2 separate regions of the Mus musculus genome follow, and region 1 is linked to region 2. The links are chromatin loops, found by intact Hi-C in ENCODE. Cell type or tissue: left cerebral cortex. All regions are shown on one strand. Links, peaks and the distances in the headings refer to the core of each region. The heading gives the core; the rest is flanking DNA. Region 1 overlaps Arnt2 (aryl hydrocarbon receptor nuclear translocator 2). Region 2 overlaps Arnt2 (aryl hydrocarbon receptor nuclear translocator 2).

Evidence for each region. Peaks named below come from ENCODE experiments on the same cell type or tissue, not always from the same donor. Only the 100,000 strongest peaks of a DNase experiment are listed, where the experiment ranks them.
Region 1: it touches region 2 in a loop (2.8-fold over the local background); 5 of 42 quality-filtered maps call a loop at or near these places.

The regions. Positions count from the first base shown.
Region 1 is chr7:84,337,113-84,348,769 of GRCm38, forward strand. It overlaps Arnt2 (aryl hydrocarbon receptor nuclear translocator 2), which reads right to left. Exons shown (of 19, transcript NM_007488.3): 4 at 10,230-10,443; 5 at 6,630-6,843. Gm30873 (a long non-coding RNA gene) reads left to right here. Exons shown (of 3, transcript XR_869767.3): 1 at 1-479; 2 at 685-1,124; 3 at 7,396-10,759. Among named protein-coding and RNA genes, the nearest start is that of Gm30873, 6.1 kb to the left of the region's middle. In left cerebral cortex, for the core only: a CTCF peak has its summit at 6,262 (motif pointing left); DNase peaks (open chromatin) are centred at 2,311 and 2,561; H3K27ac peaks cover 498 bases.
Region 2 is chr7:84,286,761-84,298,417 of GRCm38, forward strand. All of the region lies in intron 8 of Arnt2 (aryl hydrocarbon receptor nuclear translocator 2), which reads right to left. Among named protein-coding and RNA genes, the nearest start is that of Gm25790, 31 kb to the right of the region's middle. In left cerebral cortex, for the core only: no CTCF peak of the experiment used is centred there; DNase peaks (open chromatin) are centred at 6,529 and 6,808.

The sequences.
Region 1 (11,657 bases), core at 2,255-10,254, 51 kb after region 2:
GACAAAAAGTGACAAAATTGTGTCACTGAATTGGCAAGTCTCAAAGTTCAGGGTGCATCTAGCACGTGGGTTAACAGACAGACTGCTGGGTTGTAGTTCTGATTTAGTAGATGCAGGGTAAGCTGAGACTCTCATTTCCAGAAGGTTCAGAAATGATGCTCACATAGCTAATGGAGAACCATATTGAGAATCACTGCTGGAGACTACGGAAAGGCAGCGAGACACCTGGACTGTCTGCCTCGGTCCCACAACTCTGACACCATCCACCTCTCATGTATACTTGAGCCTTCAATGCTACTCTGACCTGCCTGGAATGAGCTGCTGTACTGGACTGATTGCTGGTTATGCAGGGGTATTGGAGGCAATCTTTATGCTCAGGACTACAATGAAGCAGAGGAGGCCAGAAAATATAAGGTTCTCATCTCTCCCTTATGCCTAAGAGTTATCACCTAGTCCAGGTCCTCTCCCCCAAACTCTGGGTGAGTATATCTGGGTGAGTATATTCAGTACTCTGTGACTGAACATGGTATGCAGTGTGGGTGGTTATTCTCTAGAGTGCATAAAAAGTGCCATAGAAATGTAAGTGGGTTAATTATAGATATTAATATTTCACTGTTAGAGTTGAATGAGAAAATGAAAGTCACAAGCATCTAAAATCCCACAAGTATCTTCTCTCCCAGACAGACTGGGAGACTCTCGAGTGTACATGGCATCTTGAAGCTCTCATGGAAAATGCTTGATGAGAGGCTGTGAGCACAGCTGGCTGAAAATGGCTCCCTGGTGGCCGGCTCTCCGAGCAGCTATCTGTGCCCGGACAGGAGCCTGGCCAAATACTGTGATCCAAGATTCAAAGCATCCCTGGACTTCAGCAAAACTCAAAAGGAGATAGGAATGCCTAATCACAGCTGATTGGGGTAAGTGACTCATACAGAGGGGATTTCCAGATGAAGCCTTGGGGACCAACCTAGCTTGGGTTCTCCCCAAATTATGACAAAGAATCCAGGCTGCAGCAGTTGGGAAATGGAGGTTTACTCAAAAGTAGAAGCTGGGAGGTGAGGAGCTGGAGAGGATGGTTGCAGGGTGAGCTGCATCCCATGTGACCTGTCTACAGACATCTAAAACAGGTATTCATGAATTAGCGAATAAGTGGTCATTGAAAAAGGAAGGAAGGAAGGGAGGGAGGAAGGAAGGAAGGAAGGGAGGGAGGGAGGGAGGGAGGGAGGGAGGGAGGGAGGAAGGAAGGAAGGAAGGAAGGGAAGGAGGGAGGGAAGAAGGGAATGAGGAAGGAAGGGATGAATGAAGGAAGGTAAGTAAGTAAGTTAGTTAGTTAGTTTACTCTTTGCTTGCACCCACTTCTACCATCAGGCAGTCTATTTCAAAGTTATTCCCTATTCCGACCCAAAATGCTGACCCAATTACCTGAATTCAGGAGAACCCTGCAGATCCCTAACCACAGAAGGCAATGCAGGGGACATGGACCAAATGAACTTCCTCTGGAAATGCCCACAGACTAACCTTTCCCACATCCTCTTTCGGGTTGGAGAACAGAAGCCATTCCTCCCAGGGAGGTGCTGGGGTCATTGGCAAAGGGCCTTCAGTTTAAGCTCACCAGGACCAAGGTTTTCCAGAGTTCAACCACCAGACAACACTGAGAGGATAGGCTCCCTCCTTGTCTCCTGGGTGGTGTCTTTGCTGCCCCCTGCTTGCTTTCTGAACCTGGTGCTTGGGTATATCTGGTTACAACTAGAGGACCTGTTGCCACCTGGAAAGCCCTGGGCCTTTCTCCACCCTCCCCAGCCCTTCCTCACTGAGGGTGACTGTTCATATCACTCAGAGATCTAAAATGGTTATTTCTGCAGCCCTCTTAACTACAAGGTGCTTTTCTGTCTCGACCACACCTTCTCCCCATCAGGACCACCTTATACACTGCTGCCTGGCATCCCTCCTTCCTCTGAAGAGTCATCTTGAAATGGTAGAGGGAGAGGGACTAAAACCTGGAGCAGTAATGAGACAGGCCAGTGCTGTGTTGAAGTGCTGTCTCTACTAATCCAGAAGGCAGCAATGGCCCTGTGGAAAAGTAGGTGGTGTGTCCATAAACCTCTATCCAGCTTCTAGTTTCAGTAGTGATGGCTCTGAGTACAGTGTGGGTACAAGTGCCTTGGATGGAGAGACTGGCCTTGAAGCCTGGCTCTGAGTTTTCCTTAGCCCTTAGGATGGGTCAGGGCAGGACAGAGCAAAGGAATTTAAACAGAGCTAAGAAAGGCAAGCCTGGAACACTCACAGAGATTCTGGCAGAAAGCCATTCTGCAAGATAGTTGCTGAGCCAGAGGCCCCAAGCCCAGAACTACATGTAAACGTGTGGTATTGCTTGAGAGCCCCACAAGAAACAAAGGCAAGCTGAGATGGAAAGAAAAAGAATCAGGATCAGTTCACATCATTTGATACAGGTGTGCTTCATAAGGCTACTGTGGACAACTGCTCCTAAGAAAAGGCCAGGGTTAGGTCCCTGCAAACCGCCATTCATGTTTTCATCACGCAGTTAGCACAGTGCCTGGTTTTATGAGTAGGTCTATTGAAAAACACATCGACATTCAGCATGTACTGCCAGCTGGTGAACGCTGCACTCAGAGACTAGTGTAACTAGTGGCTGGATATAGGTCATTGAAGACATCCTCCATTGCTGCCTTCTGAAAGGGCAGTGACAGCATTTCAGCACAGTGCTGGCCTATCATGTTACTGCCCAGGCTTTAGCCCCTCTTCCCCTCCCATTTTCCAAGGACTGGATTAGATCCTATTTGGAGACCTTAGATGAGAGAATAAATTCAGAGATGGAAGGAGCCTTGGGAATCTCTCTTGTGCTGGGAGGTGAACAAAGATAAAAGAAGAAAGGAACTTTCCAAGATCTCCAAGAAAATACCAGAGCAAAACGTAGTCTCTCAGCAGCCTTTCCGTGGCTATGACTATTTTCTACATTGCTGCTGCCAGCCTCAGGAAGGTGCCACCACTGACTCTCAATAACATTAGAGTCCAGCCCTCATTCACAGAAGGACCAAACCACTGCAATGATCCACACTTCCGTGGTACTTCCAAGACTCTTCTCACCACCCTTGGTCACACCTGACTAGCTATGGAAAGATTTAACTCAACAAAGAACCCTACTATCTCTTCTAGATACCACACCTCTGTGCAAACATCACTTCCTAGGTCCCTGGGTCAACAGAGCAGTCTGTACATCTGCCCTGGCTCCCTTGTTTGTTCCGTCTCTCATTGTGCACACAAAGACTCCTCAGACTATGTGCAGTACAGATGGTGCTGCAGGTCCAATGAATGGGAACGTCCACCTCCTAGGAGAGAGATTTAGAGGAGGGAGTCTCCTTTAAGGGAGGGTTTGGCTGTTCTTAAGACACCTCTATCCTAGCAGGCCTTTCCTAGTTTCCTGACCCTGTACCTGTCATCACTACATCCCCAAGTGGCCCATATTTACTTATTTTTTACCTCAAGTCACAGAGTTTCAGAGACAGAAGAGTTTAAGACCCTTGCCCCATAATCAAAGGCACTAAGTAATCCTTAAAACTTTTTAAAGAAAAATTTTATATTAAATGTACACTTTGGATGCTCAATAATCAACCTCCACTCTGTCCAGGGCACCACTGAGCATTGCATTGTTCAGTGAGCCTCACTGCCCTCAACACGCAGCCCGGTTGCAAGGAGCCGTTTCAAGCCATGACCCCCAGCTCAACAGTCTTGTGTGTATCCCAGGAGAGTCCATTTCACTATGTGACTCTAAAACAGAACTCTGGGCTCTCTCACACCCTAAGGATCAGGACCCACATCTCCAACCCCATCTTCTTTTCAAGAGGAGCCAGGCTAGCAAGAGAGCTCAGAGATCTGACTGTTCACAGCTCACTGGGAGAACAACCATACTGTGCTTCTCTGGTTATTGTGACTACTGCTCACAATCTCTCCAAAGCCATTTCTATTCAGTCAGATACATAAAGACTTCACAGAGAAATATCCAGTAGCCTCTAATGAGTGAGTCAGTAGCACCTTGGCTTGAACGTGCACTGCCTTTGGCCACCACTTCCCCTGCCATCTGGGTCTCCTGATGGGTTTGAAGAAGCCACATCCTGTGGCCAAATACAGAGAATTCTGGGGAAAACCAGCTCTTTCCAGAGGAGGTGACTTCAGCTTTTAAACCAACACTTCCTGGCTTACTCCTTTCTTTCTCACAGTTCCCAAGGGTTGAAATGCACAATCTGTCCCTTACAATGTCAGCTCAGCAAGGGAGCAACAGTGTCTTCCTGAGACTGAGCTTGCATTGTTCTTTTACGGGCATGATGGGATAGATGGTTGATACACAAGTCCTATCCCCATGCTAAATCTCTATCCATAGATTACCAGCACCGAAGAAAACAGCTCCTGCAGAAACAGCTCAATGTCTGCCAGTTTGGACACCACTAACTTGGATTTGATTCTAAGTGTTATGGGTAGAATTGCAACCCTCCCTCAATAATTCATAGGTTGAAGACTTAACTCCTAGAATGTTAGACTGTGACTGCTTTTGGAGTATGGCCTTTAAAGAAGTAATGAAGGTAAACTAGGTTATATGGTTGGTATCCTTCAAAGGACTAGGAATGCATACACAGGAAAAGATCATGCAGGATTCAAGGGGAAGCATCTGGAAACTAATAGGAGGTCTCTGGAGAAGTAACCCTGCTGACACCATGATCTTGGATAAAATGAACTTAGTGCTTGATGCAACTAGGCAGGTTGACATCCCAATCCCCAGGGTGGTAGGAGTATTAGGTCATGAGCACGGAGTCCTTGTGACTGTGATGGTCCTTTCTACTCTGTGAGGACACAGATAGAGGCATCTAGGAGCCAGAAAGTGGGCACTCACTAGACATATTAACTTTCAGCTTGATTCTAGACTTCCTAATCTCTAAAACTGTGAGAAAAATACACACAATACACACAACACACACACGTAAATTAATTTAATGTGAGGGCACATACACGTTTTATCTGTACATCTGGTTATGTGAATGTGAGTGCAGTTGCCTGCAAAGGCCAGAAAAGGGCATTTGATCCCCTGGAGTTGGAGCTACAGCAGTTGTGAGCTGCCCAATGTGAATTCTGGGACCTGAGTTCAGTTCCCAGATCTACTGAGTTCAGGGGAACTGAACTCAGGTCCCCTGGAAGAGAAGCAAGTAAGTGCTCTTTGCCACTGAGCCATCTTTTCATCCCTATATTTAAACATGCACGGTTCATAGTAGTTTGTTTCAGACAAATTGGACTAAGAGATTGAATGTCCAGCCTCCAAACTATGAAAGAAAGTCAATTCCTGCAGTTGGATTTATTCAGACTACGAGATGTGTCACAGAGGCCTGAGGTGACTATAGTGAACAGTGACTCACTTACTGATTAGGCCTCTGCTGAGTAGCTGCTACATGCAAACCACCAGAATTTAGCACTGTGCTAGATATAAGCATGAGAACTCCAGCAACACACAGCAGAGTCAGGGAGGAATATATCACAAATGTGAGTTATATAAAAGAATGCAAATACTTTAATAGAACACATCTATAACTTCTGTTATGAAAATATACATTTGTTCCAAATTGACTGATATGTTAGGGAACAATTAGAGAGAAATGTGAGTTTTGTGTTTTCTTATCCATGGGAAATAGTAGATGAGCACAGAACACCGCATCTGGCTGAAACTAGAGAGCCATATCACTCTCACACCCCAGACAACTACAAAACTATCAAAAGGAATGTCAACTCATCATGATTATCTACATTTGTTGTTAAAACTCTCCGGCTGATTTTTCATGACTGTCCTGGTAAAATTTCATGAGAGCACATAGGTGATAACACCTTCTGAGACCCATTTCTTCAACCAAACCTGTCATTTTCCAGGCCAAGCACCATGCTTAATAATACTTATGAATTTCCATTTGTCATCTAAAGCCATGCTGTCATTTTCAATAAGTTCCTACTTTAACTTTTACCTGCTATGGAGTGTTTCACTTCCAACCCACTTTCCCACTGAATTCTGCAGATTTATTGCATGTTTTTGAACAGAAAAGTGATTTTGAAGAAAGTGTCTGTTATTATGGCAGAAGTGACTTACTTAGATGTTTCAATATGGAACTGCATTTCAGGTGGGTAAGGCCTGGTTTGTAAGTGATGGATAGCAGTGATACGTAGAGAACATCTGGGTCTCGCTAATGTGGAAAGAGCACCTCCTGCTGGCCACATGCTCTAATTACAGGTAAAATTCAGACTAAAAGTGACATACAAAAAATTGAAGATACTGTGAATGAAGGCATACACAACTAAATAAAATACATCACCTCACCTTTAGGATATTTTATGACTTCTAGCTTCCAAATGTGTTTACTGGAAGATCATTTTCTTTTGAAACAGGGTTTCTCCGTGTTGTCCTGCCTGCCCTAGAAATCACTCTGTTGACCAGGCTGGCCTGCCTCTGCCTCAGCAGTGCTGGTATTAAATTTATGAACAACCACCACCATCACCACCACCACCACCACCACCACCACCACCACCACCACCAAAAGTACAATTTTCAGCTCAAATGGCCACACAAAGAAAGCTACACTGACCTGTCATGGAGTTTTCCGAAGTGCACAGCTGTTCCCTCAGTTTCTCCACGTCATCAGGGTGCACCTGCTCATAAAGCGTGCTCCCAAACCACTCTGACTGTGGCTGGTTCAGGACAGGAGTGACCGAATCAGACACGTAGATGACTCTCCCTGTCTCAGCTGCCACCACAAACAGAAATCCATCAGCGGCTTCCAGGATGAGATGCTTCAGTTCCTGGGGAGGAAAGGCCGTGGTCAGCAAGGGTCCTAACAGACCTAGATCGATTATCTTCTCTTAATCAGCCCCCTCACCTCTCTGCGTGTAGCTGTTCACTGTGCAAGGAGTTGTGCTGATGAACAGCGTTTCACAGGCTTAACTTATATTTTAGAAAAATGAACAAAACTTGCACCATCCCTAAAAAAACACTGTCTTTTCTCGGAGAGAGTGAGTGGGCCATTTCCAGCCTAGAGAGACGAGAGAGCAGGTCATGATATTCAGGAGTTGCTGACTTGCCATTTTCCTGAGGTACTTCCCTCGTGTACTGAAACTGCAGTCATGACACTGCAGAAGGACCCAGCACCCTGTGCATGGCAAGAAAGGTAGTAGATAGTAAGAAGGAAGGAGGGTGGAAAGAGACAAGAGAGAAAGAAACCACAAGAAAGAAGGAGTCTTCCCTCATGTGGGGACATTGCATTCTTGTTCCTCTTGTTCTAGCATGTGCCAGCTCAATGCTGGCACTGTGTATAAGGCTATCCCCTGACTTCTACATGTCTGTTGGGGTTCTAGGACATCATATCATCAGACAAAGACAGCACACGAAGCAGCAGAGAACAACGAACTAGCCACATCACTTAATACTGAGAAGAGGCTGCTGTACTGGCCTCTTCTTACCAGGCTTACCAGTGATATGATGGTCATTAAAGACACGTAAGTGTTTTGGATTGATAGATGAGCAGCAAGAAGTACTGCTGTCACCTCAGGGGGTCATGAACGAGGCAACTTTTATACAATGAGATATCCATGCCTAAAAGCAGCGCAGGGGTTAACTAGCTACATCCTTTCTCATCAAGCTAAATAAAATAGCTGGACTCCTGGCCTGCAGGAGGTGTGAAGCTAACTCTTCCACAAACGCCAGAGTCTGCCCACCACTCCAACCTCCTCACCACACATTGTCCAGGCCCCAAAGAACAAAGTCATCCTCTGGGGTCAGCAGTAAGCAACCATTCTCCCCATCTGAGACTCAAATGTTCAAATGCAATCTCACATGGAATGGTTATGGCACAACAGTCAGGGGCACCTGCGAGAAAGCAAAGGATAGAATCCAGAGCCTCTGGTCACATCACTTAACATGTCCTGGTGCCCCAGCCCCTAGAAGACCTTGGTCTTCTGGGAACACAGCCTAGGAGCTTTGTGGTTGTATGCAGGCACTGACTGGGGAGCAATTCAAACACATTCAGCCTGGGAAACCAGGGTGAATGCAGACGGCACAAGCATTTTTTCAACAAAAAAGTTTGCTCTGTGGATTTCCCATGCGCACTTCTGATTCCTGTGTCTCTCAGATGTGTGTGTGTGGCTCTAAGAATGTTGTCAGCATTTTTATTCTCAGTTTCAGGAAAAACCTTCTCAACAGGAAGACCCTTGTAAATAATGGGGTAAGTAAGATGTGTGGGGCAGGAGAGATTTCTCTGTCACTGGAGGAGGCCGTGTGGCTTTGTCTTGCATGTGTTTTTACCCTGTTTGCAAAGGTCTAACAGGACAAAATCGCCTTCACTCATCTCTTCCCACACTCTCTCCTGAGGTTCATCGTCTGAGAGCACATTGTTTATAATTGGCCTTTTCTCATTTCTCCAGTGAATCAGTTTGGGTTTGGGAGTAAAAAAGACCCCACCCATGCCCTTCCTCTTAGCTGTACAACTCTGGCATGATATTTAATGGTGTTGGCTTCTGATATTCCAAAGCTTGCTTTCAGTGAAATTTGGGGGGTGTTAAGTGAGCTTCTGGTGTGCAGGGCTAAGTAAGGGTTTGTCACATGGTAGGGTTCTGTAAATGTACATGTGATCAAGAGAGAAGAAGCATGGATGGGGCACATAAATGTGTTGCTGCCTTCTCGCTGCAATCTTCCTGTAGTCGCTTAGAGTCCTTTTGTGAGGATTAAATAAATTCAGGGAAAACATTTGAGGCATGTTGGTAGTACTTAAATTCCCAGCAGGTCAGACCTCACCATCAATCTTCATTATAGAAACGTCCCCATGATAAGCAGTCTATTCAGGGATGCCTTCCTCACACATTGACTGGGCTGGGGGCGAGCATCCTTTTCAGTTTTACAGAGATGGAATGAGGGTAGAAAGCCATACCTTGGCCACCATGCTCCCTATTTAAGACCAAACATGGCCACTACCTTCTTCCTGAAACCCTCAGCATGAAGAACGAAGTGACCCCTGGGAGGATTTCAAGGGGGATCAGAGTAGGTAAGGCACCTGCCGAGGCACCTGTGCAGGACAGAGGGCTATGGCGCTGGCTTATGTTCCTTGTTCTTCTACACCTGCTGTTGAACATGGACAGATGCTCTGCACCGCACAGCTAATGAGCCCTCGTGCCTCCTCCACTCTCCCCTGCATACACTGTGCCTCTTTTAGAAGTCCCTATGCTGAGCTCTTCTGTGTTCAGTCTGTGATTCCCTTACAGCCCCTGTCCTGAGCACAGCCCCTGGTACAACCCAGTCCCTTCCTCTCAATTTCATTCTGGCCTCACATTCTGCCTTGTTAAACACTCCATTACTCAAGATTCCACACATGAGATACTCGGTACTTTCAAATTAACACCTCTGACAACCATGTAATTTCACCTCTTCCCACCAGATCCATCAGCCCATTAATCTTAGGAAAGCTATAGAAACCAGAAAGTCAAAGCCCTATGTTTAACTAGACAAGTCATCTAAAGCTTTAAGTACCAGCCGATGTTCACTGAGATCACCAAGTGAAAGACAAGGATTCAGAAGACAAGCCTCAGGCTCACGTAAACCCACTTACTGATGTTGTGTTGCTATCTCATGCTTTTCTTCTCCACAGTTAGCATGGGTGTGAAACCGTGGCTTTAGTAGACCAGTCTCCAGTTCCTTCTCTAAGCAACTGACCCTGGGAAATTCTCTAAGCTTTGATTTCTTCACCTGTCCAACAGTGATGAACAGCAGTGGCTTGTCAGCGAAAGTAAATGAACAGCACAGAAAGATGTGACTTGGACCAGGACCATGAGTGCCTGCCAGTGCTGGTTGTGATGACCCTGCAGACAACACTGTCACTGCTCTTGTGACTCCAAAGGCATGGCTATCTCACTACCCTTACATAAGGATTATGGTGTCACTGCCATCTTCCTGCATCAGCATGCTCTTCACATTGTGTTTTAAACTACTCCTCACTGAGGTTTATGGAAGCTAGAAGAGGGAACAATAGACAGATCTGCCACTCTTGAAGAGTACCTCCTTTTGAAGAATGGAAGCCAAATTTCTTGCCTTCACCTCTTCCCCAACTGCATGTTCCTATATAATTTATCTCAGGCTTGTGACCTTAAGGATCCCTCCAATTTCCACTGGCCACAACACCACAACACCAACGCTGGGGTACCTGCTCAGTGAGGAAGGAAGGCTTGTAGGCGCCGTCAGTCGATTTGTTGCCGGTGCCCCTCATGGACTTCATGTGCGAGACCGCCATGCGCAGGATGGTCAGCTTGTCTGGCTTCCTAGCCAGTGCACTGCAGGTGGGAACCATGTCGGAGAGTTCCGTAATATATTGAGTCATCTTGTTCCGCCTGCGCCGCTCAATCTCACTGTGGTTCTCTCTTCCCAGAAAGCAAGAGGTCAGGGGGAGGGAAAAAGAGAAGGATCAGACCAGGGGTCGGTCAGCAGACATTGGGATAAAAGAATACACTGTTAACATCAGATAGCCAAAGTCCTGGACCTAACTCATAATGGCTCAGTGTTTTGAGTAGTTGTGGACTGAATCCCTGACACATCTGTAACTCGGGTCTTTGTGTGGGAAGCATGGACCTCTCTCTGTGCCTCCTTCTCTAAATATGTATAGGCTCTTCCGGAATTACACACATACCTATGGACTTTTGACCAGGGAGCATGGAAGATTAAAACTTTTTAGCAGGCTTTCTGTGTACAAGCATGATCTTAAACATGAATGTGTGGATACACATTTACAAATGTAGCTCCAGACTTCTTATCCATGTGGTTTATTTCCCTCATGACACGAAACACTCACTATAAGATAGCCTCCAACTTATACTCCTTCAATTCTTGGATGGTGATAATCCATTCAAGTGAACACTGTACCTCAAAATACATAAAGCACCCAAAGATGAGGAATACCCACACAGCCATGTGACTTTTACCTTCAATACAGCACTCAATATATCTTATGAATCCTTAGCACTCCACTATAAAGTAGGGATGTGTTGAATGCTTAGCTAGAGACAAACTGATATGAGTGTTCTAATCTGGCTAAAGGCCATCCAAGCTAGGCTGAGATGCTTGGCTGGGGCTGTATCAAATGCTTTGTCTTTAGCAATACCCTCAGCTGACAATGGGCTTGCAGTATCTAACCCATCGCAAGCCTCACTATTCTTTGTGTTACTAAGGAGACCACGGATGACGCAGATTCACTTTATATAAAGTGAACATGCCTTTCTTCTACACCCAGTGTATTTCCTGCAGCATAGTAACAGAACAGGTGTGATCCTGGCCTATTAGCAAATAACCAATTACAAAAAATACTCCAAGGAATTACCCAATTCCATTTCTAGGATTCTTAAAATGGAAAACCAACAGAAGGGCTGGGAGAATATTTCTGCCTCGAATTATTTATTACCGTTCAGCTCAAAAGAGAGTAACAGCCAACCTCATCCAACACACTTGCTGTTCCCTGAGATGAAACAGAGTCTAAAAACACACCCCACGCTGCTGCTGCTGTTGCTGCAGAATGGAGGGCTTTCTGGCTTCTCTGGGAAGGAAAGTGACACCAACAATAAGAAAAGAAGATCCCCAGGCA
Region 2 (11,657 bases), core at 1,552-9,551:
GCATAGCACTCAGTTGTGCTGATACGCTGTGTCTATCCAATCATCCCTCAGTTGTGAATGCTGAGTTTTCCGTGCGGTGCTGTTAGAAGCAATGCACATTCTAGCATATATGTCTCTTTTTAATCACTGGTATTGTACCTGTACGATGGTAGTTTTCTAGAAGTGGGATTGCTGAGTCAAATATAAATACACTTGTGTTTTGTTAAATTCCCTCCAGAAGGGCTGTATCAGTTTGCCTTCCAGCCACTGATGTCTGAAAGTCTGTTTCTCTATGTTCTTGACTAACAGAATGTGTTGTCAGTTTGACAGGTGAGAATCCATGTCTTAATTTGCATGTCAGTAATTACAGTTCCGTTCGAGCACTGCTTTATGTTTAGAACTGATTTACATTTGAGTTTTAATGAGTTGTCCGTTCGTGATCTTCCCCATTGTTCTGTGGGGATTCTGGTTGCCTATCTCTCAATGCTGTTTCCCAGACAGGCTTTCTATATTCCAAGATGGCTTCAAACTTGGTAAGTACCCGAGGAAGACCTTGAACTTCTTATCCCTCTGACTCCACCTCCCAAGAGATAGGATTATAGCTGGGTACTATCATGCCAAGTCCCACTTTTAAAGCATTGTCTCTGCAGAGAGGGAGCCTGTCAATATGTTCTCCCACATGGTCCTTTGTCTTCTAACTATGCTTACAAGGATAAGTCTGAGCCACAGTTAGAAAGCCATTTCTCATGAAGAGATCGAAAAAGACTTCTTGTTTGCCTCTAGTGCATTTTTGGCCTCAACTTTTACATTTAGATGTCTCAGACACTCCATTACTCTTGTGTAGCATATGAAATACATATTGATGTTTGCCTTCAATATGACTCTTCAGTTATCCTTCTGATATTTGTTTAAAGGACAGTGATTTAAGATACCATTTTCATCTTGCAACAAAACCCAGTGCATGCTTGGGTCTAATTATGGACTACCTGAATCCCAGAGGCACTACTGTGTGTTCTTATGTCTGCTAAGGTTTCCCTGTCGGTATTTTCTTGGCTACTGTTAAATGCGTTTTCTACATGAAACCGAGTATCAACTTACCTAACTTCATAAACTACTTTGATGACATTTTTAATAGGTTTGATTAACATTATAATTTGCCTTCAGGAGAACGATGTCTTCATAATATTGACTCACTACCCCAAGCACAGGGGAACATTTTAGTGAGGTATTTCATCCTCTTTTAATTTTTTTCAGAAGTATTTAAAATGATCCCCATATATATTTGTACTGTTATAATTGTTAAATTTGTTCTCTCGTCCATGTTGGGACGTCATCTGGTGTTGTCATTGTGCCTGTCTTGTTTAGGGCACCATATTGTCAGATTTCATGGGTGTGAAAGAAAAACAAAGTGGTTCCCATTAGCTGAGACTGCCAGGCACTTTCTCCCACTTCTCAGAAGACTCAAACTTTGGAACCAGCTTATTACTACCCTTCTGGATATGATGTAATTGTAGAAAGTGATGCAAGTCTGAGATGCTCCAGCAGAAGAGAAGGGAGTGAGGATGTGGTCCTGGATGAGGACTGTTGTGTACCATCCATGGTGAGGGCAGACGTTTCTGAGCTCTACCCTTACCTGTGTGGGCTTAATACATAAGTATTCATTGAAAAAAGATTTTATGTTTGAAACTCCCGGTCATGGGTGGAAGACAATACTTCATAGGAGACATCATGGTCTTTACAATCTTTCCACCCCCTTTTCTGCAATGTTCCCTGAGCCTTGGGGACAGGGGTTGTGCTGTAGGTGTAACAATTGGGGATGGTCAGCACACAGTCAATTGTTTTCTGTATTTTGACCAGCTGTGGATTTCTGTGATGGTCCCTGCTTGCTGCAAAAACAAAACAAAACAAACAAACATCTGATGATGGGCAAGAGATACATACACTTATCTACAGATATAAAGATAGACGTGTAGAATGAAGTTGAGAATTATACTGGTTTAGGAACATGGCAGCAGTGGGGCTTCTGTGTTCGTCAGAATCGGCATACACACATGGTGAGCTGAGCAGAGACTGATGAAAGGGCTCTTAGGACTACAGGTGGCACAGATCCAGGAGGAATGGAGAAACAATATAATACAGGGAGGGGTCTGGGGTAGATACAGTTCATGCCTCCCTGTAGGTGGAAAAGGTCTCCTGTAAGAATCAGCCTATAGCCACTGGGAACGGCAATCCAGTCGTCTCAGCTAAGGATACATTTCTTTACTGGTCCAGCAGGCATGTGATGGGTCCTCACTGGAGCCAGGCCTTTTAGTCTTAAGACAACTGGCACTGCTTTTCTTTTCTTTTATACACGATATGTTGGTTTACCTTTATAGACCATACAAAATGAAACAATAGTTTGTGATTGGATTAGGCCTGCAGAAAAGTGATGCAAAGAGAAATGAAGGACCAGCATCAGATAATTGTTATGGAACAAAACAGAACAGCTGAAAAAGAAAGAAAGAAAGAAAGAAAGAAAGAGAGAAAGAGAGAAAGAGAGAGAGAATAAGAGAAAGAGAAAGAGAGAAAGAAACCAACAGTACAGCATCCCCCATACCCCCAAAGAGGAGAGGCACAGGTGCAGCTTTACACTTAAGCAGAGCAGACAATCTGTGGGCTGGAAAATAGCATAAAGGAGAGCCAAAGGTAACCTCAGGTTAGAAGGAAATGGTAGCAATGCACACAGTGATCAGGACACAGTTGTATCAAGATCTCCTAGAAGGAAACAGGAAAGGCACAAATCAAATCATCCTGTAGAAACTGAGTCCAGGCCATGAATAAGCAATCCAGAGGGAAATACTCCCAATGTCATGTGCCCAGAAAGGACATAGAAACTCACTACTAAGGAACACTTGATTGAAAATGTCACAGCTCTTCTGAGTTCACACCAAATATCAGACTGATACAGCCTGTAGGATGACGGAAACTTTTAGAGATGTTAGGAGGTGGGGAAAGGACACTCTTATCTTCTTCTGTAGGATACCTTGGTGATAGCTCTGAGCATTTATATTATCACCTTTGTACTACTTCTAGAACTAACTTCTGGAAGTACCAGCCCTCATGGACAGACAATCCCCTGCGATGTGTAGACTTCGCAAGCTCCATTGGACTCCCAAACTAGAGATGGGCATCATGTTCCCAGCTGGAGAATGAATGACTAGTGAAACAGCATCTATTCATGTAAAACAATGAAGCCATAGGAACTACATCTTTTAAAAAGAGAAAAAATAATACGGAGACATGCATTTAGCTTTCAGGAAAAGGACCAGGGTGAAAAGGGGTATTGTTACTGTTTAATTTAAACCTTTAAACAAACTTACAATGAGCTTTTGAGCAAATTTTATCTTGCATGTTTTTTTGCATCTTTCAAATTTTATTAATGAACATGTTTTGTGGTTTCATTTCTAAAAAGAACAACATAAGGTGGGTATGATCATGGTGAAGCCTGTACCACCAGCACTTGGGAGGCTGTGGCAGGAAGAACGTACAGTTTGATTTTAAGAAGGTGGGCTCCTGAGGCTTGGCTACCCACTGTGGGGAAGTCTTCTCAGGATGCCCTGTGCTCACCAGCAACACAGAAACATGGATGTGGATTGTGAAAGCTAGACTTAGGGCCCTGTCCTTCAATTAGCAGATGGAGAGGCAGTGTGCCTGGTGACAGCAGAGGCTTAACCCAAACATTACACAGAGAAACTGCATTCCCTTTCAAATGCATGGCTACCAAGCGGTGAGGTAGAGAAACACCTTCCCTGGTTTGGCGGCTACTACTTAGTACTCTGCTGTTAGATTTGGACTTGAACATCAAAACTTCATTTCTAGGAAATGGGGACCAGTAAACATATGGTCCATACTTAACAGCAGACATGGGAAGTTTAGTAGGTTAACCAGAATGAGGGTGCAATGGCTAACCAGCTCTGTACCTCACCTCTCCATGGAGAAAGAAAATTGGGGAAAACCTGAAGTCTCTCAGATGCCTCACAACATATAATTCTGAGTTTGAATTATCATTCTGGCATGAGTGATGCGGTTTCCATGGGGAACACAGTGACCCTTTCCCGAGTAAAGCTGAGGGGCTTCTGCTACTGTGTACGACATGCTTATTCTCCTTTCTCTCCTGCTTCTAGACAGCTGCCTTCCTGTCATCCATCTGCCTAGAACAACACCAGAACTCCTGTGCTCTTGGTGCACTGGCACTCCCAGTCCCTGAACATCTGCCTCCGCTCTCCTTCTCTCCTACAGTGGTGCTACATCTGGCTCCACTGTCCCCTCTCAACATCATGGACTTTCTTTGTTCGTCAGGATTGGCCTCCAGTGCCCAACTTACCTCTCCCAAACTAAATGATGCTGGAACTGCCTTCTGCTCAGGCCAGGGAATGGTGCTTTTCTTACTGAAAGGCCCTGACCATGGCCGATAACCTGCAGGTTCTGGTATCCCTCCTTTTCCATGGTATTGCCATCATCATGGCCACCTCATTTTCCCATTGGTTTGTTTTATAGCTCTCCTACTATGGGGCTGCTGTAAGGTATGACTTAGGCTCAACACTTCCCAACAGCACTTTGAGCTCTCTCTCCCTCCTCTTGCTCTGGCTCTATGTTTGTTTTTATTTTTAATATCAAAACTCTGTGGGTTAGCAATATCAAAGTCTCCCAGTGCCACTTGTGAAAATGCCGCTAGAGCGCTTGCTCCTGTGATAGCCTCTCAAGATTTGAGATGATTACCTGCTCTGCAGGGAAGGTGACTGTGAGGAGGACTGTGTGACTTGTAGGAGGGTGTAATGACATTTTGCTGCAGGGTAGCTTGGTGCCAGTATCTTTCTGCCTCTGCCTGCAGCCTCTGGTTACTTACAAAGATCTTTGGGAAAGTGATCTATGGTCTGAGCACACTGAGTTGGCCACTGCGTCTATTGGAGATAATTATTAGAGCTCAAAAGGTGAGCCTAGTGAGTTATTCTTCCTTTGGGGAGGGGTACACATCCATATTTAAAATAATGGTGAAAAGATTCTCTTTGGGTTTTAGAGACATAGGCAGTCTTTCAAGGGACCCAATGATGAACCCATTGAAGGCCAAAGGGTTCAGGAAAGGATTCTTTAAAGAAAATGGCCGCTGAGCTTGGTACCAACATAGTTGGAAGGAAGATATCCCTATATACAGTATATGGCTTAATGGTCATTAATAATGGGCCTTGGGGGTAACCAAGGTCATCCTAAATCAAGAATTATGATCCTGCCACTGATAGCAAAAGCCTGTGGCTCTCTGAATTTCAGGAAAATTGAGTCATACTTATCATGTGACATGAGTATAAATACCCTTATTCTATAGTGTCTATGTAGTCATTTGGTGGGGGGAGTGTATATGAGTCAACATTGTACCTGGTGCAAAGACTCAGCATACCCAACCCAGGGTGGTGGTTTGAGTGAAAATGGCTCCATAGGTTCTGGGAGTGGCATTATTGGAGGTGTGGCACTATGGAGGAAGTATGTCACTGGGGATGAACTTTGAAGTTTCAGATGCCCAAGCCAGGCCCAGTGTCACCCTCTCTTCCTGCTGCCTGAAGATCCAGATTTGGAACTTTAAGCCACCTCTTCAGCACCATGTCTGCTTGCATTCTGTATGCGTCCCACCATGATCATCATGGACTAGACTGCTGAAGCCAGCCTCCAATGAAATGTTTTCCTTTATAAGAGTTGCCTTGGACATAGTGTCTCTTCACAGCAACAGAAACCCTAACAAAGACACTCAATGTCCTAGTTTACTTCTGTTGGGTCCCTTGAAAGACATAGGCAGTCTTTCAAGGGACCCAATGATGAACCCATTGAAGGCCAAAGGGTTCAGGAAAGGATTCTTTAAAGAAAATGGCCGCTGAGCTTGGTACCAACATAGTTGGAAGGAAGATATCCCTATGTACAGTATATGGCTTAATGGTCATTAATAATGGGCCTTGGGGGTAACCAAGAAAAAAGCAGCCTGGGGAGGAAAGGACTTAGCTTACAGATCAGAATCCATCTATCATCAGGGGAAACCAAGTCAGGAACCTAGTGTAAGGGGCTAAAGCAGAGGTCCTGGAGAAATGGTGCTTACTGGTTTGCTCTTTATTTGTAATGCTTTCTGATGCAACCTCAGCTTTGGCAGCCTCGGCACTGGGAGAGGAGGTAGGGTTATCCTGGTGGCTGAGCTAGGTCTCCCTGTGCTGATCTCTGTCTAAATGCAGCACTCAACTATGGTTCCGAAGGACCTGAGGCCATCCACACTTCAGGACATGAGGCTTGTGATACCCCGGGCTCTTGGACTATGACAGGCTGTAGGTTGTAGCACCAAGTGCGGGGTGGGGGTGGGGGCAACACTCTGCTGCGGAGAAAGGAGAACCTGTTCTTACTCTCTAGGGTTCACCATCATGATGGGAAAAACAGACCCAGCTCATTCCAATACCATGTGCTTAACAGTGTCACAGGGAGCAGAACAGAGCCTGGAGATGGGCCACAGAGCTGCTGTTGAGTGCCAGAGCGGGCTGAGAGAAGTCGGGGGAGTGCTTCCTGGCAGGAATCGCAAAGTGCTTTTTTAAATATGAACAGGATAACTGCAACTATTCTAACAGGTTTTAGTGATCCCCTGATCAGCTTCACAAGCTCATTTCACCTCATATTAAGCTACAACGCCCTCCTTGGATAGCCTCTTCCCTCCTGCTAGCCTAGCGAGAAATACATCTGGAGAGTATAAACAATGCAAATGAGATGGACCTGGAAACCGATGTTGGGAAAGGAAGACAGCACTGGCCAGGGAGGCTTCCTCATGCCTCACTAAGGGTTACAGGAACCCAGTGCAGACAAAGTGGAAAGCGGGTTTGTTTTTCAGTCTCTCTGGAAAGAGGTTGTCCTTGGCCTTCACTACCTCATGCGAATTAAGACATATTTTTATATTTCACAAAACAAAAGGCAGAAGGGGAACAACTGTCTTCTGGCTGCAAGCAATCCAGGGTACTTGCTCACGGCATACTGCCACAGCCTTCCCTGAGGAACATTTGTAAACTTTAGGAAAAATTTACTGTTGCAAAAACACATTTGGGAAACAGTCTCAATAAAGATAAAGTGGTTTCATCACTGTAGGCTTCTCAGAGACTGCGCTACACTGTGTCAACCAGTACCATTTGCCAGGAGAGAAACGCAGAATGAGAAGTCTCCCATTGGATTGAATGGAATCCCTTTGTTGCAGTCTAGTGATTTTTATCTTGGTGGATAGTTTTGGGAAAAACAAACAAGTTGACCTGTGAATATCTTGTATTTCAGGGATTTTGCCTGGAAACCCTAAAAGTGGTTTAGCCTAAAAGGCTTATGGGTATAACTGATGCTTTTGTACCTACTTGTCCCTTCCAAATGACAATGAAAGCTTGCAGGGCCTGACACAGAAAGAAGTATATCCTAGTGCTGGAAACTGGGAAAGGTGGGGAGGGGTGTGTGAGGTGGTTTTAGGATGCATGGATCAGGCCAGAGCACACTGAGGAAGGATGCAATGGGGAACCCAACCACACTGAGGGATGATGTAATGGGGAACCCAACCATACTGAGGGAGGATACAATGGGGAACCCTATTCCCTGTAACTGCCTGTGGGGGAGTGGAAGGTTTGTACCAGAACAGAAAAAAGCGCAGAGTAAGCTTGACTTGAGATGAGTCCAGAAAAAGGGCAAGTCTCAGAGAAGCACCTGGGACTCCTAGGAAACCACATGGACTTCTAGGACTCTCACTGGGGCTGTGTGTGATTTGTAACCTGCCACTCCATTTATTGCCCTGGGAACAGACAGGTGAAAGCTAGTTCAGGTGTTCCTAAGACTGCAGCAAAGCCAAGCATTCCTCTCCTGTCCTTGTCGAGGGTACTCGGGTCTTTCTAGAACCTCTGCAATGGATGATGGCACGATTGTCAGCTCTCAGAATGGACCATCCCACAGTCACATGTCTAAGGTAAGTCACACAGAACTGGGAAGCATGTGAAAAAGGGGACACCAAGGTAAGGAACCAGAACAATTATTTCCAGTTGCTTTACAAGAGAGAGAAAAATCCCACAAGCAATGGAGGAGTGTTCCTCTTTCTCCACATCCTCTCCAACATGTGTTGTCACCTGAGATTTTGATCTTAGCCATTCTGACTGGTGTAAGGTGGAATCTCAGGGTCGTTTTGATTTGCATTTCTCTGATCGCTAAGGACTTTAACTTTTTTTTTAGGTGTTTCTCAGCCATTCGAGATTCCTCAGTTGTGAATTCTCGGATTAGATCTATACCCCATTTGTTGATTGGGTTGTTTGGTTTTTTTTTTTTTTTTTTTTTTTTTTTTGGTGATTAACTTCTTGAGTTCTTTATATATTTTGGATATTAGCCCTCTATTGGATGTGGGGTTACAACCATTATGGAAATCAATCTGGAGGTTCCTCAGAAAATTGGAAATAGGTCTACCTGAAGACCCAGCTATACTACTCTTGGGAAAATACCCAAAAGATGCCCTACCATGCCACAGGGACACGTTTTCCTCTATGTTCATAGCGGCCTATTTGTGATAGCCAGAAGCTGAAAACAACCTAGATGTTCCACGACAGAAGAATGGATACAGAAAATGTGGTTCATTTACACAATGGAATACTACTTGGCTATTAAGAATGAAGACAACCTGACTTTTATAGGCAAATGGATGGAACTAGAAAAAATCATCCTGAGTGAGGTAACTTAGACCCAAAAGGACATCAAACCCAAAGGACATGCATAGTATGCACTCACTAATAAGTTGATATTAGCAAAGAGAAAGAAAGAAAGAAAGAAAGAAAGAAAGAAAGAAAGAGAGAAAGAGAGAAAGAAAGAAAGAAAGAGAAGAAAAGAAAGACCCATATAGAATATGCCTCAGTCCTACTTGGGAGAGACAAAGCAATCACAAGTGGGGAGGGTGGGAAGCAGGGACTTGGGATGGAATGTGGACAGGAGAGTTGGGGAGGCAGTGGAGGGGAGAGGGGAACCTGATCTGGTATTGGGTTAGGAAAAAGAACTGAAGCCCTGAGGTCCAGCAGAAAGGATGTAAACAGGCAGCCTCAGGAAATAGGAGGTTGGGGGGACCCCCCAGAATGCACCAGAGGCCTGGGAGGTGAGAGACTCCTAGGACTCATAGGGAGGGACCTTTGATGAAATGCCTGACAGTAGGGAGAGGGAACTTATAGAGCCCACCTCCAGCAGGAAGATAGGACATCAAATGAGGGATGGGGTTGCCATCCCATAGTCACACCTCTGACCCATAATTGTTTCTGTCTGAAAGAATTACAGGGGTGGAAATGGAGAGGAGCCTGAGGAAAAGAAGGTCCAGCGACAGGCCCAAAGTGGGGTTCAGCTTAGGGGAAGTCAGAAGGCCTGCCATTATTACTGAGATTATGGAATGCTCACAAAAAGGGATTTATCATGACTGCCCTCCAAAAGACCCAATAAGCAACTGAAAGAGTCAGATGCAGATATTTGCACCCAACCAATGGACAGAAGCTGCTGACCCCTGTTGTTGAATTAGGGAAAGGCTGAAAGAAGCTGAAGAGAAGGGCAATTCTGTAGGAGGATCAGCAGTCTTAATTAATCCGGACCCCCGAGATCTTTCAAACAGTGGACCACCAAACAGACAGTATACACCAGCTGATATGAGGCCCCCAACACACAAACAGTAGAGGACTTTCAGGTCTGTGTCCATTCAGAGATGATGCACCTAACCCTCAATAGACTGGGGGCCCCAGGGAGTTTAGAGGTCAGGTGGGGTAGGGGGTGGGGGCAACTATGTGGAGATGGGGTGGGGTGGGGAGGAGGTGTGGGATGTGGAGCAGTCGGAGGGTGATGGTGAGGGGCGGGGAATGGAATATAGTGTGTAAAAAATGAATTACAAATAAAATTAAATTAAAAAATAAAATTATCAACAGCAATGTAAAAAAAATAATAAAAACAAGAGAGAGAAAAATCTAAAGTCGATCCTCTGGGAGTCTAGAGGATGCTGTATTTATAGAAAGACAGCAACTTCATCAGTGAGGACTGAGTGCAGATGAAAAAGCACACTTGTCACGTTAAAAACAGAAAAGGGAGTGGTGGCCAAGAATAGAAGATTCGGTCAAGAAGTTCTAGAACTTCATATGAAGAACAAAAATCTAGAGGGGGGCAAAGAAGAACCAGGAGATGGCTGTGGCACCTGACACACAGGGGTGACTCTGATGCCTGAAGGACACATCTTTACAGGGACAGCTCAAGCCCCCATACAGGCTGAACCAGCCTAGTCATTAAAATGAGCGAAAACATCCCCACTAGCATACTGAGCAAACATTTGATTTCTAGGCATTCGGGAAACAACCTACTTGTGTTATAACGGAAAAGGGGAAGATTCTGAAAGGAAAGCCAAGGCAGGCTCAGCCATCTGCACACAGAAGTTAGAAACTAACTGCTAAAGATGCTGGAGAAGTGGCTTCCTGGAAACCCGTGACCTCAAGAATTCTCTTTGCAACTGTATAGGGCAATGAGAAAATCCTCAAACTGGAGGGATCCAGGAGTGTGGGGCCTGCCAACCCTTCTAGATGTTAATTATTGGGAGACTCATCTTGGTATGGTGAAATGGACCAAATAATGTCAGGGTCATGGTGTAGAGAAAGATAGGGTGAACAACACAAGCAACATGGTCTGCTTAGTACCTGGCCAACCTCAGGTAACACACAAGTGGCAGAAAGGGAGATGACAGAGGATAGATGCGGGTTTTAAAAGATGATTATAGACTTGAGAGATAAATAGATGGTAAATGCAAGAGCGGATAGATTTATAGATTGGTGACAGACAAATAATAGGTGATAATCAACAATTGTTAGAATGTATTTTAACTTTTTCTTCTGAGAATTTCATACATGTATACAATGTATTTTGATTATATTCCCTCCCATCTCCTCTTGGACTCCCTCTGACATCTCCTTTTCAACTTCATGTCTTCATATATTAAATAAAATAAAGGTTGTTGTTGTTGTTGTTGGCTTTTTTTTTTTTTTTTTTTGAGACAGGACCTCATTGTGTAGCTTTGGCTGGCCTGGAAACTTACAGAGATCCACCAGCCTCTGCCTCCTTATTACTGGAATTAAAGGCACACACCACTATGTCCTGCCTCCCTCTTTAAAAAAAAAAATAATCTACTGAGTCTAATAAGTGTTGCCATCATGCACATGTGTGTGGAACTACATAGATAGCAGTTTTGATAGATGGTAGAAGATGGATGATAGATTTGACAGGTAGATGTTAGGTCTGAGAGATATACTTGATACACGACAGATGATATATAGATAACAGTATGTAAATAGATGACATAATATAACAATGACCAAATAGCTGACATGCAAATCCCAGTCAAAAGCCCAAAGTGATCTTTCCACCTATGTAAGGAGTAAGCGAAGCCGGCAAGCTTAATAATGATGTGTAAGCACATAGATTCTGCAATCAGACTTCCTGGTTGTGAGCTGCAGCTTTCCCACCTGCCTCATATAGACCCTGCTAACTGCCACACTGCCATCTGGAACAGGCATTATCCTGGCTACCTTACATGTTCACATGAGCATAGCCACTGTCCTCCTTCAGCTTCATTTTCTCCCAAGGTGACACAAAAGCTCCAG